2 separate regions of the Mus musculus genome follow, and region 1 is linked to region 2. Evidence: chromatin loops called from intact Hi-C (ENCODE). Cell type or tissue: left cerebral cortex. All regions are shown on one strand.

The links. A loop is a pair of places that touch in the nucleus more often than their neighbours do. Peaks named below come from ENCODE experiments on the same cell type or tissue, not always from the same donor. Only the 100,000 strongest peaks of a DNase experiment are listed, where the experiment ranks them.
Region 1: it touches region 2 in a loop (2.3-fold over the local background); 2 of 42 quality-filtered maps call a loop at or near these places.

The regions. Positions count from the first base shown.
Region 1 is chr5:123,255,374-123,263,373 of GRCm38, forward strand. Wdr66 (WD repeat domain 66) reads left to right here. Exons shown (of 21, transcript NM_001370840.1): 2 at 631-873; 3 at 6,644-6,781. It also overlaps the pseudogene Rpl35a-ps6. Among named protein-coding and RNA genes, the nearest start is that of Wdr66, 5.6 kb to the left of the region's middle. In left cerebral cortex, a CTCF peak has its summit at 3,788 (motif pointing left); DNase peaks (open chromatin) are centred at 2,233, 3,793 and 5,535; H3K27ac peaks cover 783 bases.
Region 2 is chr5:123,321,116-123,329,115 of GRCm38, forward strand. Wdr66 (WD repeat domain 66) reads left to right here. Exons shown (of 21, transcript NM_001370840.1): 19 at 1,318-1,546; 20 at 3,200-3,301; 21 at 5,403-6,369. The coding sequence ends at 5,515. Among named protein-coding and RNA genes, the nearest start is that of Bcl7a, 19 kb to the right of the region's middle. In left cerebral cortex, no CTCF peak of the experiment used is centred here; DNase peaks (open chromatin) are centred at 3,350, 5,437 and 5,800; H3K27ac peaks cover 1,564 bases.

The sequences.
Region 1 (8,000 bases), 66 kb before region 2:
TGGTGGGTGGGTCTGTTAGGCCAAGAGTTAACCTGAACACAGCCTGGATTCATTTCTTTAGTATAAAATGTCCCAGGCTCCCTTTTGTTTATTTACTCTCCATTAGTTTAAATCCGGGATGGGTACAGCATCACACGGATTCTGTGTCCAATGGCCTTTGCAGGAAGGTTGCTTCGGAATTTGGCACGAACCATACCGCTGTTTCCGTGGGCCCGAGTTACCTTTCCCCAGATCACTCTGGTTTTGTTTGGTTTACCTCCAGGAGTCACTGTATTGTTTTTTGCTTTATACACATAAGCACATCTCTTGCCTAAGTAGAACTCCGTTTCATCTCGGGCATAAACGCCTTCAATTTTAAGAAGAGCCGTGTGCTCTCTTTGGTTCCGGAGACCTCGCTTGTAGCCAGCAAAAATGGCCTTGCACCACAGCCTTCCAGACATACTTGCTGTTAGAAGTCCTGTTCCCAGCAGGCCTCCACAGGCGCCAAGATGGCGGAAAGAGACCCAGGCTCCCTTTTGAATCACCTGTTAGCCTGAGACTGGCTGGCTGGACATGAAAACAGGCAGGGGATAGGAGCGCAGAGCCTTGGGTATGTGACGTGCAGGGTCAGAATCTCGTTTCCCTTTCAAGGCTGATAGTCCAGAAGTAAGCCAGATTTACAAAGATAACAGTATGAAAGTGGATGATACCGAGGAAGCCAGCCAGAAGCCTGAAGACATTTTAGCCCAAGGAAAAGATGAAGCAAGACTCTCCCTGGAAGAAAGACGAAAATTATTCCAGTCCAAAGGACTGAGTGCGGAGGAGTCACTGGTGTCTGTCTCCACAGAGGACACCTTATTCCAGAAGGAGGAGGACTCCAAGGTGTACCCTTTGGTGAGTGTAAATGGCATGTCATTCCTAGGCTTGGACATCATTGTGAGATAAGGCACCTGTGTATGTCTAGGAAGTTCCGGTGTGCGCACGGGTGTGTGTGCCCACATTCATGTGAAAGGCAGAAGATAACCTTGGCTCTTTTTTTTAGCCTCTGTTCACCTTTATTTTTATTATTGGATGTTCCCCCCTTTCTTTCTCTCTCTCTCTCTTTCTTTCTTTCTTTCTTCCTTCCTTCCTTCCTTCCTTCCTTCCTTCCTTTCTTTCTTTCTTTCTTTCTTTCTTTCTTTCTTTCTTTCTTTCTTTCTTTCTTTCTTTCTTTTTTCGAGACAGGGTTTCTCTGTGTAGCCCTGGCTGTCCTGGAACTCACTCTGTAGACCAGGCTGGCCTCAAACTCAGAGATCCACCTGCCTCTGCCTCCTGGATTAAAGGCGTGCTTAGATAAGGTTTTCCACTGGCTTGGAATTTAGGTTGTGAAATAGCCTAGGCTGCTTGGCCAGTGACACTCACCTCAAGCCCCCAAGATCCACTGTTTCTGCCCTCCTCAGCACCGGGGGATCACTTCTCTCAAGCCTAGCCTTTTTTTTTTTTTTTTCTCTGTGTAGCCCTGGCTGTTCTGGAACTCACTTTGTAGACCAGGCTGCTGGCCTCGAACTCAGAAATCTGCCTGCCTCAGCCTCTGGAGTGCTAGGATTAAAGGCATGCACCACCATGCCCGGCAAGCCTAGCCTTATATAAAACAAAAATAAAAAACAAACCAGGCGTCCTGAGAATCCAGCTCAGTCCTCTCCTTGGCATCTCTCCAACCTTGGGAGGGAATGGAGCGGGCATCTTTTTAAACCAATACTTTTCAGACCAACTACGTCTTTTAAAGTTCTGTCAAGAGCTGGGGGGGGGGGGGCATAGTGGAGGGTATTGGGGGGGGAGTGGCACACCCACGTGTTCGACCTAGAACTTGATGGTGACATCTGGGTTCAATAGCACTGCTCTGGCAGGCCGGAAATTCCCCGAATAGCTTGACTGTTGCACGAGGATTATTTCACAAGGGACTCTCCACGTCCCTTTCTCTTCCTTTCCCACCCTCCGTTCCTCTTCCTCCTCCTCTTCCTCTCTCCTATCTTGCTCTCTTTACCCTCTTCTGTCTTCTATACTACTGGATCTTCCTCCTTCGCTTCCGCACGTCCTCCCCTCCCTCTCCTCATTTGCCTCTGCTCCGGGAAGAGAGCTTTAACAGCTCTCCAAACCCCAGTCAGAAGATGACAAAGCTCTGGCCTTCCCTGGAAATTCACCCCTCTCGCGGCTCCTGACATGTCTCCCCGGGAGGCACCATCTGTGAGTTGCAGAAACATTGTCATTTACCCAGAGAAGGAAGAAGAGGCCCCTCCCCCCACCAACTCCTTCCCCATCTGCCGCTTTCCAGAAATGTATTCGTCGGGATTCATTTCTTGCTTTTTGGTTCGTTTCCTCCCACCCCCACCCCACACACTTACTTTTCTTGTGGACTTCTGCCTTTGGAAGAGTGATTCTATATAGAGTCTAGTCTTAACACAGAGTGAGCCTTTGAACTCAGCTCACAGTAGGTTTTGTTGGGTTTTGTTTTTGTTTTTTTCTGTTTTGTTTTAAGAAGGATTTGCTATGTAGCCCAGGCTGGCCTGGAAGTTACAACTCTCGGAACCGCAACCCCCGGAATACAAGAAAAGTTGTACAACGTTCAGTCACCACCACCTTTGTTTTTATTTTTAAAATCTGCGGTGCCTTTACTTGTGAGGGTCACACAGATGTTCCAGTGTGAAAGTCAGAGGACAACTTTCAGAAGTCAGTTTCTCCTTCACTGCTCAGGCATGGCAGCAAGACCTTGACTCGCTGAGCCAGTCTTGCCCATGTCACACTTTAATTTTGTTGAGACAGTGGCCTCTCCCTGAGCCCGAAGCTCATTCCGTTTATACTGACTGGCCGGCGAGCCTCCGGGATCCCCCACCTCCAATCCTTTGCTGGGGCGTCTTAGTCAGTGTCCAGTTGCCATCAAGAGGCGCCATGATGACCATGCTAACTCTTGTAAAATACAAAGCATCTTGCTGGGGGCTTGCTTACAATTTCAGAGGGTCACTCTGTGACCACGAAGGCGGGAAGCTTGGCAGGAAGGCAGGCAGACTGCTGACTGCTGGAGCTAGGAGCTTACATCCTTATCTATCTGCAGGTAGCAGGCAGAGAGCTAAGAGCCAGAGTGAGTGAGAGAGAGAGAGAGAGAGAGAGAGAGACTTGTTTTAGCTTCTCAAACCTCACCCTCCGTGTCACACTGCTTTCAAGGAGGCCACACCCACTAATCCTCCCCTAAACTGTCCGTCAACTTTGGACTAAGCAAGCAAATATATGAACTTGTGGGGGCCATTCTTTTCCAAACCACCACGTCAGTATTACAAATAAGACTACCATGTCTGCCAGTTTTTCTTTTTTCTTTTTTCTTTTTCAGACAGGGTTTCACTGTTTAACCCTGGCTGGGCTTGAACTCACCCTGTAGACCAGGCTAGCCTTGAACTCACAGAGATCTTTGTGCCTCTGTCTCCCAGATGCTGGGACTAAGTGTGTGTGTGTGTGTGTGTGTGTGTGTGTGTGTGTGTGTGTGTGTGTGTGTGTATGCCACTGGGCCCAGCAATATCTAGATTTTTAAATGGGTTCTGGGGATCTGAACTTGGGTCTTGGTCAGTTAGCTCTTTCCTGCTCTCCCTATCTGTCTGTCTGTCTGTCTGTCTATCTATCTATCTATCTATCTGTCTACCTATCACTTAAAGACCATTGAGATATCCCTCATTTCTGCAAAATGGGAAAAGCTGAATAGGTACAAGCTCTCTCTGTATCAACACATCTCTTCACTATCTCAGGTCTAATTAGGGGGCCCCCTAGTGGCCACCTGTGGTACTTCAGACTCCTTCCTCCCTCTCACTAAAGGTGCTCTGGTGGATGGATGCCCTCTGGTGTCCCTCCCACACCCACTCTGTGTCCTCCCCTTTGGGTCCATGGTCTTCGACCAGCAGCCTTAGGGAACTCGCGGTGCCAATGGTGAGCAGGTTTCACCATGGAGTCAGCTCCCTTCAGAAACAGGCAGTAATTGCTCGTGAGGATGATGGAAGGCAGGCAAACGCAGTCCTGGCTACTCAGCTTTCATTTTTTAAAAATATTTATTTATATTTATGTATATGAGCACACCATTGCTCTCTTCAGACACACCAAAAGAGGGCATCAGACCCCATTACGGATGGTTGTGAGCCACCATGTGGTTGCTGGGAATTGAACTCAGGACCTCTAAGTCAGTGCTCTTAACCACTGAGCCATCTCTCCAGCCCTCAGCTTTCATCTTGATATCACAGCATTTTAGAAAAATACAAACACATGAGGTAACTTATACCCCACTTGCTGAGAATATTAGAAAGGATGTGAGCTATGAGCTTAACCCTTTGTTGTCAGAAACTGTGAATGTAGTTCCAGAGTAGTCCCAGCATATGAAGGCAGTCCCGTGTTAATCTTGGAATAACATGATACTTATTTCCTTTAAAAAAATAATATTAAGAGACTAGAGAGAAGACCCAGCAGTTTAGAGCACTTATTCCCCTTACAGAGGACCCAAGTTTGATTCCCAGAACCCATGCGATGGCTTATAACCATCTCTAACTCCAGTCCTAGGGAACCAATGACCTCATCTGGTCTCTGTAGGCACCAGGAGTGCATGTGGCACACATACATCCATGCGGTGAATATATGCATAGTTGTAAAATAAATAAATTTATGAAATTATTGTGTGTACATATGTGTGTTATAGCACATGTATGCAAGTCAGAGGACATCTCCTTCCACCCTGTGGATCTTGGAGATGGCAGCACTCATGTCACCAGGCTTGGTAGCAAGCCCCTTTATTGTTGAGCCGTCAGGCCAGCCCCCCCCCTTTTTTAAAATTAATTTGTGATTGTATGTATATGTGCATGATGTGTTTGTGGAAGTCGGATGGCAGCTCCGTGGAGTTGCTTCTCTCCACTGTCACCTGGGTTCTGGGCACTGAGCTGAGGGCGTTTGCCTTGAACAGCAAGCTCCTTTACCCTAGCAGCCATCTTGATGCCTTCCCGCCAAGTTCCCTTTTTAAAAAAAATTCATTTATTTATTTATTTATTTTATGTATGTGAGTACGCTGTAGCTGTTCAGATGGTTGTGAGTCACCATGTGTTTTCTGGGATTTGAACTCAGGACCTTCAGAAGAGTAGTCAGTGCTCTTAACCACTGAGCCATCTCTCTAGCCCTCCCCTTTAAAAAAAAAGAAAGAAAGAAAAGAAAAAACAAAACACCAAAAAAAAAAAAAGAAAAGAAAAGAAAACAAAAATACCCAGAAAACCCAAACTGGTTCTCATATACCTCAGGCTAGTTTCAAACGTTCTGTGTAGCCTAGGCCACCTCTCAATTGCTGCACCCTGCCGTGCCTGGCTGGAGTCTTTCCTTTCTCGTGACTAATTTTAAAACGACAGGATGAAATCTAAGATGAACACAGTGATCCTTTTAGGAATAGCAAGTCTCCAAAGGAACAGTTTCATTTGCATAAAATCAGTGCTTAGACCCAAGCCAGAGATTAAGTAATTCTGTTCCTAGAAGGTGCAGCCTTAGACAACCATGATTCCACAGTTCTAGTATCTCTGCCCACGCAACCCAAGATCTAAAGGGAGACATAAATTCCAGAGTGCAGGCTGATGGGAACAGGAAGGTTGCATGAGAGGAGAGAGAGAACGAGAGAACCATACCGTTACCTGCCGTGTCTGTCTTGGGAAGAAATGATGCACCGTGTTTCCATAATCCTTCCTTCTAAGTATCATTCCAAGAGAAGACAGACAGCTTGCTGCTATATTTTATATAAATCATTATCTTCAGAAGTTTGTCATTCAGCCGGGCGTGGTGGCACATGCCTTTAATCCCAGCACTTGGGAGGCAGAGGCAGGCAGATTTCTGAGTTCGAGGCCAGCCTGGTCTACAAAGTGAGTTCCAGGACAGCCAAGATTACACAGAGAAACCCTGTCTCGAAAAAAAAACCAAAACCAACCAAACAAACAAACACAACCAGGAAGCAGAGGAAGAGGCAGTCAATCATCCGGGCAATGCTTGCCTTTCCCATAAGCTTGCTTACTGAGTCTTATCAGATCTCCATCTGGGGTTTTCAAGAAGTAACGAATTTGTCACATCTGGTGCTCAGACTATTAGCACCAAGTGGGGCTTCAGGCCTGGGAAGTGGGAGAACAGAAAAGATGTTTTACGATGCAAAAGACCCTTCCTCCCTCCCTAACCTTTCCATGACCAATCTCTCCCTTTGTTTTTATTTATTTTTTATTTTTTTATTTTATATTTAGTTTTCAAGACAGGGTTTCTCTGTGTAGCCCTGGCTGTCCTGAAACTCACTCTGTAGACCAGGCTAGCCTCGAACTCAGAAACCCACCTGCCTCTCCCTCCCAAGCACTAGGATTAAAGGTGTGGGCCACCACTGCCCGGCCCATTTTTAATTTTTAATTTTTAATCTTTTTATAGAAAAAGTGTGGCGGTCCGGAGGATTGGGGGTAAAAAGCCACCCTTTAGCTATGTAGTGAGTTTGCAGTCAACCTGGGTGACCATGTTTGGAACCAAAAGGTTCTTTTCCTGGGACTGTCAGAATGGTTCTCACCCAGGGGCAGGCAGGGTGGGGGCTCTCGGGAGTCACAGCTCTGGGCTCAACAAGTCATGGCTCCCTGTGTTTGTCTCTATCCCCCAGAGCATGACCTGGTCCTTTGGCTGGAACAGTTCGCTCCCTGTCTACTACATGCGGGAAGACAGGAGAGTCATCCTTTACACCTGTGCTCACACCGCCATCATGTACGACGTCGTCAGGAACACCCAGTACCATCTGCAGGTGTGCAGGCTTTAGCTCCCCGTGAACAAGACGATGTCTTTGCTTGTTTGTTAAGCGAGGGACTCAGGGGCTGGAGAGAGCGGTTAAGAGCACCGGCTGTTCTTCCAAAGGTCCTGAGTTCAATTCCCAGCAACCACATGGTGGCTCACAACCATCTGTCATGGGATCCGATGCCCTCTTCCGGTGTGTCTGAAGACAGCGACAGTGTACTCATACACATAAAATAAATCTTAAAAAAAAAAAAAAAAGATAGGGACTCAGATTTGGAGTCCAGACTAGCCCTGGGCTGTCAAACTTTTGACTTTAACCCCGGAGATGGCAGGGATAGCAGGCATGGGCCACCTCGCCAGGCTGGAAAATGACACCTGTAACTTTCGTATAGACTTTGCCTTGGATCCCAGGTTGGCTTCTGTGCCTCACTGTCATACTGGCTGGCGTTTCCTTTTCCAGCACTTTCTCCCTTTGGATGCACATGTTAGGAACAGTGAGGGGGCCCAGGCTGCAGACACGAAGCCCCAGTGGCCTCGGTTTGATTCCCCAGGACTCACATTGTGGAAGGATAGAGGGAGGAATTCTGGTAGGTGGTCCTCTGACCTCCACATGTGCACTGTGGCAGGAGAGTGTGTGCCTTCTCCATCACACACACACACATACACACACACACACACACACACACACACATGAATGTGATTAAACAAAAAGGAAAATTAAAAGAGCATTAGAAGCATATCTGCTTTGAGTCTGACTGATACCCAGGGGGAAACACTAGTTGATGCTAACTTTGTCGTTTCAAGAGTTAGAAACATCTGCATTTTGTGCATTTCTTAAAACAACTAAATGTTAGATTTTTGTTTTGTTTTGTTTTGTTTTGGAGACAGCGGTTCTCTGTAGCCCTGGCTATCCTGGAACTCACTCTGTAGACCAGGCTGGCCTTGAACTCAGCAATCCGCCTGCCTCTGCCTCCTGAGTGCTGGAATTAAAGGCATGCACCACCACTGCCCAGCTTAGATTTCTTAAAACAACTAAATGCATAGAATATGTCCCCACAGAGGTTATGGAGGGCACCTGTTCCTGGGGACTCAGACCCCCAGCCACTTAGACTCAGTTTCTCATTACTGTGCTTGGAAGGTAGGTGTTCGTATACACACATGACAGAAGAGGACACTGAGGCTCAGAGTGTCACAGTGACTAGCCCAAACTGGGCTAATAATATAATTAT
Region 2 (8,000 bases):
TTTTTTTGTTGGTTTATTGAAATGGAATCTCTCTGTCTCTCCATGGCTACCTTAGAACTTGCTATGCAGGCACAGGTTGGCTCTGAACCTAAGGCATATTGCAGCCTCTGTTTCCTGACCACAGGAAGCAGGTATGTACCACTACGCCTGGAGAGACTCTTCCTTCAAAACAAATAAATGAATGTGTATGTGTCAGCGTGAGGAAGTGGTTGATAGATACATTGCGAGATCCTCAGGGTGAAAGGTGACACAGTTGAATAGCGTTCATGACAGTCCACATGGTATGAACAGTGTGACACCATCAGGGCAGGACAAAAAACCAACACAGACTGAGTGGCTTAAAACACAAGGAAAAAAGGGGCTGGAGAGATGGCTTGGGTTAAGGGCGCTCACCATTCCTTCCTGCAGAGGACCAGAGTTTGGTTCCTGCACCCACACATCAGGTGGCTTGTGACCACCTGTGACTCCAGCTCCGAGGGATTCAACGCCCTCTTCTGGCACACACAGGCATCTGCACTCATGTTTGTTTACACATACATAGAGACACACATACCTAGAGATAATTTGAACAGGAAGTCTTTAAAAGATCCAGTGCTTGGCACGTGCTTAAACAACAGAGTTTTGTCCTCTGACAGAATGCAAAATCAGTGTCAGCAGGGCCATATGCCCCCTGCTCCCTGTGACAGTTGTCCATCCGGTGACTCCTTTTGGACTCCTCCTACCCTCTGATGCTTGCATTCTGTTCCCTGACCTTGAGGGAACAGGTGTGCATCATATCACACTGTGTTCAGCTCCAGGCTGCAATGGTACAACGGCGACGGACATCCTGGATTGAAAGCCACCCTACTCCAGCGTGACCAATGACCTTTTATAATTACCTCTGTAGCAACCCCATTTCTTTTTTTTTTTTTTTTTTTTTTAAAGATTTATTTATTTATTATATGTAAGTACACTGTAGCTGTCTTCAGACACTCCAGAAGAGGGCGCCAGATCTCATTACGGATGGTTGTGAGCCACCATGTGGTTGCTGGGATTTGAACTCCAGACCTTCGGAAGAGCAGTCGGGTGCTCTTACCCACTGAGCCATCTCACCAGCCCCCAGCAACCCCATTTCTAATAAACTCCCCAAGATGAAAACTTCAGCAATCTGTCCTGGGGTGGGGAGGACGTAACGCAACCCACAAACACGTGTTCCTTTCCAGTTTTCACGAGTGGCCTAACCAAGTAATTAAAACAAACAAACAAACAAACAAACAAAAAGTATTTGTCTGTGTTGACCATAGTCTTCTATATTCCTTTCTGATCTCTCTCCTCTAGATTGAGGACATGTTTAATGAGATCAAGTTCAGCGAATACGTGGAGACCGGGAAGCTCATCGACAAGATCAACCTCCCGGATTTCCTCAAAGTTTACCTTAACCATAGGCCACCTTTCGGCAACACTATGGACGGCATCCAGAACAGCTTCAACGTGCTGGGTTACACCAATTCGGAAGGGAAAAAGGCCATTCGGAGAGAGGATTTCCTGAACTTACTCCTCACCAAAGGTAAGACAAGGCCAGGACGGCTGGGAGCCATTTCCTCCAGCCACTTCCCAGCACACAGAGCCGAGGTAGGGGTAGGCAGACACCTCGGGCTCTCCATCTGTCACAGGGGACACTCACGTGACAGGGCTTCAACCTCAAGGAGCATCTTGGACTGTCTTCATATCCGACAAGGGTGGATTAATAAGAAGGTCCCTGACCTAGACGTGAGAAACGTGACTCACAGGCCGGCAAGATGACGCAGTGGGGTGAAGGTGTTGGTCCCAGAGCCCGATGGCCTGAGTTCAACCTCCAGACTCACTTGGTGGGAGGAGTTAGACTCTGGTCTGCAAACTCTCTCCATTCTCCTGCCTCAGCCTCCCTGTCACTGGGATTGAAGGCCTATGCCACCACACCCAGCTTGGCTTGGAAAACAGGGAGGAGTTTGCCAGTTTATCAGTCTCCTTGGGCAATCATAAGGCTTATGGGTGAATTCATCATGATATCAAGCCACACCACACTGAACTTTTATTTCTATCTACTCTACAGATGTAGAGGTTGCCTTGTGCTGTCTTGCGTACCTGACAGGCGCTCACTCGCTAGTGGAGCTTTTTTATTGCAAACCAGGAGAGCTCTGAGAAGAGGAAGTTTGAGATAAAGTGGAGCCCAACCTTCCATACCTGACTCACCTTGCTGTCCTTCTACAAGGGCCAGCCTCTTCTCCCTAGCTTTGTAAAACCATATAAGGAATATCGTCTTTCTGTCTAAAGAAATAGTAGAATACTTGTATTTAAAGCTCTTTGGCTAGGGGCCAGTGAGATGGCTCACCCAATAATGTGCTCGCTATTAAGGCTGAGCTCAGTCTAAAGCACACAGGAGTTGTACGGGTCTCCCAGAACTTGTCCTCTGACCTCCACACAAGTAAGGCTCTCTCTCTCTCTCTCTCTCTCTCTCTCTCTCTCTCTCTCACACACACACACACACACACACACACACACACACACACACACACACACACCATAGATAGATGGATAGATAGATATGAAATTTAAGAAGATCTCCAGCCAGATGTGGTGACACAACTGTAATTCCAGCACTTGGGAAGTAGAGGCAGGAAGATCACAAGTTCCCAGTGGGGCTCCAGGAGTTGTACAGTGCTCGGTTGTACAGTGCTTACCTAGCACCACGCTCAAAGCCCTGAGCTGAATCCCCAGTGCCACATAAACCAGACCTGGTGACCCAAATCTGCAACCCCAGTACTTGGGAGGCAGAGGCACGAGGATCAGGAATTCAAAGGTCAACCGGGTGTAGTGGCTCACGCCTTTAATCCCAGCACTCTGGAGGCAGAGGCAGGCGGAGTTCTGACTTCAAGGCCAGCCTGGTCTACAAAGTGAGTTCCAGGACAGCCAGGGCTATACAGAGAAACCCTGTCTCGAAAAACCAAAAACAAAACCAAAAAAAAAAAAAAAAAAACCCAAAAAACAAAAAACAAAAAACAACAACAACAAAAAAGGAATTCAAAGGTCATGTTCAGCTTCATAGTAGATTGAAGGCCAGGCTGTGAGCCACGAGACCCAGCCTCAAAACAAACAAACAAAGACCTCCTACTAATTCCCACCCCCAGCTTTAGACAGAGCCCAAGACTTAACCAGACTTCGTTTCCACTCCAATGCCCAGGGGAGCACATGACAGAAGAAGAGATGATCGACTGTTTCTCGACTCTGTTTGGCCTGACTCCGGAGGGGTGGAAATCGGAGCCTGCAGCCACCTGCATCAACGGTACTTAGCCTGCCTTTGTCTGGGCGCATAGCCACCACTCACGATTTGTCGTAGACTTAAGTGCATCTGTTCCTCCGGACCGATATAAGCCACTCTCCTCCAACCACACACACACAGCAGTGTCAGTCGAGCTGGGAATCCCATGAATAAGGGAATTAGTGAGCCGTGCGTGGCTGTGCCTGCCGGATGAGAGCATTCATTCCCACTTTGCCTGTCCTGTTTTGCCTCTGACCCTTTCCCTTTCTTTGCTCCTCTGGGCCATTTTTTTTATCTTTCTGGTTTGCGTGAATGAACTTCAGCCGCTCTGGAAGCTGTGGCTGCGTGTCGGCTGTGGAGAGAGGAGACCCCTGGGTAGGTGTACAAATTCAGTTCCAAGCTGAAGAGATGTTCCTTCTCGGCTCCATCTCTTCTCTCTCCTTCTAGTGTTTGGCTTTCTTTCTCTTTCTTTTCTTTTCTCTTTTTTCTCTGAGACAAAGTTTTACTATGTAGCTTTGGCTGGCCTGGAACTCACTATGTAACCAAACCTGGTTTCAGACTCACAGAGATCTTCCTGCTGCCTCCAAACTGCTGGGCTTGAAGGCATATGCAGCCATGCCTGCATGCCTGGCGGTGGCTGCTGCTACTGCTGCTGCTGCTGCTGCTGCTGCTCCTCCCCCTCTCCCTGCTCCTTCTGAGATTGGTCTCTTTAATATAGTCTAGGCTAGCCTTGGACTCCTGATCCTCTTGCCTTCACCTCCCAAGTGCTGGGATGACAGGTGTGTGCTACCATATCTTCTGGCTTCAAGTTCTTTTTCTTAAAAGTTTTCTTTTATGTCTTTTTATTCTCTCTCTCTCTCTCTCTCTCTCTCTCTCTCTCTCTCTCTCTCGTGTGTGTGTGTATGTGTGTGTGTGTGTGTGTGTGTGTGTGGTCAGTTCTCTCCTTCCACCATGTAGGTCCTGAAGTTAGAACCCAGGCCTTCAACCTCGATGAGAAGTGATTTCACCCCCTGAGCCACATTGCCCACCTTTTTAGTCCTTTCTTTTCTCACGCATGTGCACATGTGTACGATGCACGTGTGTGTGTTCGTGGATAGGTTGTGTGCCTATGTGCCTGTGTGCAGAGCACGGAAGCGAATACCGAATACCGTGTGTCTTCCTTGAGCCTTCTCTACCACACTCCTGAAGACAGGGCCTTAACCAAAGCTGGAGCTCTTTGGTTATGGTGAATCCACTCAGGTAGCCCCAAGCTCCCCCATCTGCCTGCCTGGCTCTGAACAGAAGAAGCCTCTCCGTTGCTAGGCTTCTACGTGGGCTCTGGGAATCTGAGCCCTGTCCTCCCTTGTGTGGCAAGCACGTTATCCTCCAGGGCACCTCCCCATCCAAGGTCCTCCTAGCCTCGGGCTGTACTCGATGGCAGAGGCCTTTCCTCACAGGCCTGATGACCTTGAATCTATCCCCAGCAGCAAACAAATGAAAAGTCCTCTTCTTCTCCCTGTACCCCAAGAACTCCCCACCTCTTCCTAGCCAGTTGTCATTCACAGATGTTACTGTCCCGAGCTTACACTCAGGAGTCCATTGAAACAGCTCTTCTAGGCTTGCTTGGGCTGGAAAATCTCTACCAACAAGCCCAGGATAGTTGGTGGTCAGGACCCACAGTTCCTGAGAAGATAGGAGCAAAGCTGCCTGGCCCATCTCCGTGCCACTTCTTCCTTTTATTGTCTAGCCAGGTTTGCCAGGACCTTAGTTAATAAGACTCCATTCCATGATGGATTCTGACCTTCAGCACAAAGTCTCTCCGCCCCCTCTTTTCTTTCCTTCCTTTCAAGGGTTTGTTTTATGTGGATGGGTGTTTTGCTTGTGAGTCTGTCTGTCTGTGTGCCGTGTGCATGCCTGATGCCTAGGGAGGTCAGAGGAGGGCATTGGATCCCCTGGAACTAGAGTTACAGATGGTTGTGTACCACTGTAGGGGTGTCGGAGTGCTCTTCGCTGCTGAGCCTTGTCTCCCCAGCCCGCCTCCCACTTTTGTTGAGTGTCCTCGTTCCCTTGGGTTTTTGAGGGCTTGTTCTCATTAGGCGCCTCATCACTGGAAAGGCATTTGGCTTTCTTTTCTTTGCCTGCCTAGGTCCAGAAATCTGCCTCCAGAAAGAGCTTCCCGAGGAAATCACTGCAGAAATATTCACCACGGAAATTCTTGGCTTAACCCTTTCCGACAGCTCGGAACAGCTCATTCAGTGACGTCATTGGCGATGCTGGCAGCACAAAGGGCTCCGTGTGTGCTTGCACATGTGTGTGCATGTTCCAAGAGGTGTCCCCTTTTCTGTCCATGCCCACCCCCCACCACCCCCAGCCTAATCTTTGGAGCATTTTAGACATTAAAAGCAAATTTCTCTTAGGCAGTGGAATTCACAGAGTTGGACATTGCACTGTCTGTGAAAGAGAAGAGTAGGCGGAAGCGAGAACAGGCCTGACAGCTGGATCGCCAGGCCTGAAGGAGCCTCAGCCAGCAGAGTCTGTGCTGCATGGACGTCATAGCCAGCCGCTCATACCCCGAAACTGGGGTGGGGTGGGGGGAGGTGTTCTGGGCTCCTGGGAGTGCCAGACTATTTTACTTCCCAGCAAAACACCCAAGCAGTTGTGTGTGGCCATGACAGCAAGCATCACCAGTCATGCCTAACCCCGGTGACAACTGCCAAAGAGAATGCAGAAGCAACCTGGGTCCCGCAAACTGCAGGTGGCCCAGAAGCCACGGGGTCCTGCTCCTGAAGGATGCAAATGGCAGATGCTGCTTCACCCCCTCACTTTCTGCCAGGCTTCAATGCACACAGTGGTCAAAACCAGTGGACACTAGGGGACACAGCTAAGTTTGCAGTGATGTCTTATTCCTGCACTATGGCATAACAAGTGAACGCTACGGTCTACTTTTGTAGGTTTTCTCTCAGTTCTGAGGACTCTTTCCTGCCAGTGTCCCCAGTGATACGTCTCTATCACACTCTGTCCAGTGTGCCTGCCCACCCCCACCAGGGCCTTCTCAGACAACTGCGTTAAGGAAACATTTCTTTAGGGGAAGGGATTAAACTTTCTCTTCTCTTCTTTCTTTCTTATTTTATTATACATTGGTGTTTTACCTACATAAATGTCTGTGTGAAGGTGTCAGATCCCCTGGAACTGGAGTTTACAGACAGTGGTGAACCACCATGAGGGTGCTGGGAATTGAACCTGGGTCATCTGGAAAAGCAGCCAGTGCTCTTACCCACTAAGCCAGTCCTGGAAAACAAAGATGAGCCCCCCAAGAAAACCTTTCCAATTCTCTTAAAGAGTTTCTCTCCTGTGGAGCATGGGGGAAATAGCACTTCTTGTGTGCACATGTACCGAGCCCTCCTTAGCAGTGTGCACTTGTAAGTTTGGCACAGGGAGAGTCTCTTGCACTGTCTAGAAGGAAGAGCGCTGAACTGTCTACCCCAAACGAGGCTGTGTCATCGTGACCTTTTGGCAAGCGACAAGAGCCAAAGCTCTGCAGGTACCTGCTTGTCCAAGCATGTTACTAGGGCTTCACTACCTGTTTTACAGTTTGTTCTTTAAACCAAAACAAAGCACGAGCTTCTTCTCCACCCCCACCCCCACCCCCGGACAGGGTTCCTCTGTATAGCCCTGGCTGTCCTGGACTCGATTGTAGACCAGGCTGGCCTTGAACTCACAGAGATCTGCCTGTCTCTGCCTCCCGAGTGCTGTGATTAAAAGTGTGCACCATCCCGCCCAGCTAGAAACACAAGCTTTTTGAATGAATTTTGTAGCTTCTAAGGACCTGGGTGATGATTTCCAAAGTTCATAGGGACATTTTAGGGACTAGGGACCTCGCAAATAACTTGTTCTCTTAAAAACACACACACACACAAAAAACAAAACAAAACTCCTGCCTTGGGCATAACCTGGATACCAACCAGAGGTTTCCTTTATCAAATCTGGTATCTTTTAGTTTTGCAGTCCCTGACTACATATTCTGCAATGGTGGTGAGAAAAATTGTCAGTGTCACTTGCATCCACCAGGGCTGGTGTTGCCATTAGAGGCAAGTTGGGGGTGATCTCTCATGCTTGACTAGCCAGAGAGTAGGAAGGCCAAAATGCCAGGGACATCAGAATCAATTGTGGTACCCCCTCTCTTCCTGCCCCAGTCTGGCCAAGGGGGTCTTTCTACCTGGGGACACTTCCAGCAGGACACTTCCACTTAGCTTTTGTTGTCTCTCCACATTTGACCAAGTCAGAGTCAGTCCCAGAGCACTTGAATAAAGGAGAGGACAGACCAGCATCAGCACCCGGGGCCCACCCGTCCTAGGGATGGGGACAGTGTTGAATGGCTTGGACTCTTCTGCACAGGGATGTTAAAGCTGTGACTAAAGCTGTGACCACCAAAAGCCATGGTAAAGTGACAGAAGATCCTGTCACAGAGCTGGAGCATTGAGATCAAAGGACAAAATCCTGAACAGCCAAAACTTTACCGGAATGCTCCTTTGATAAATGAGGCTTCGGGCTAGCAGGCTATGTGTCACTATGAGATGAGATAGTGAACTCACAGATCAGTAGTAGTTAAGTGGTCTTCCAGAATCACTACTCCTCCCCAGTGCCCACCCCCTATCCACAGCCAGTACCGAGGACTGCGAGTGTCTAGGCTGCCCAGAATTTGCCTGGGAACCCAGGGACTAGGTCCCTGGTCCACTTCTGATAT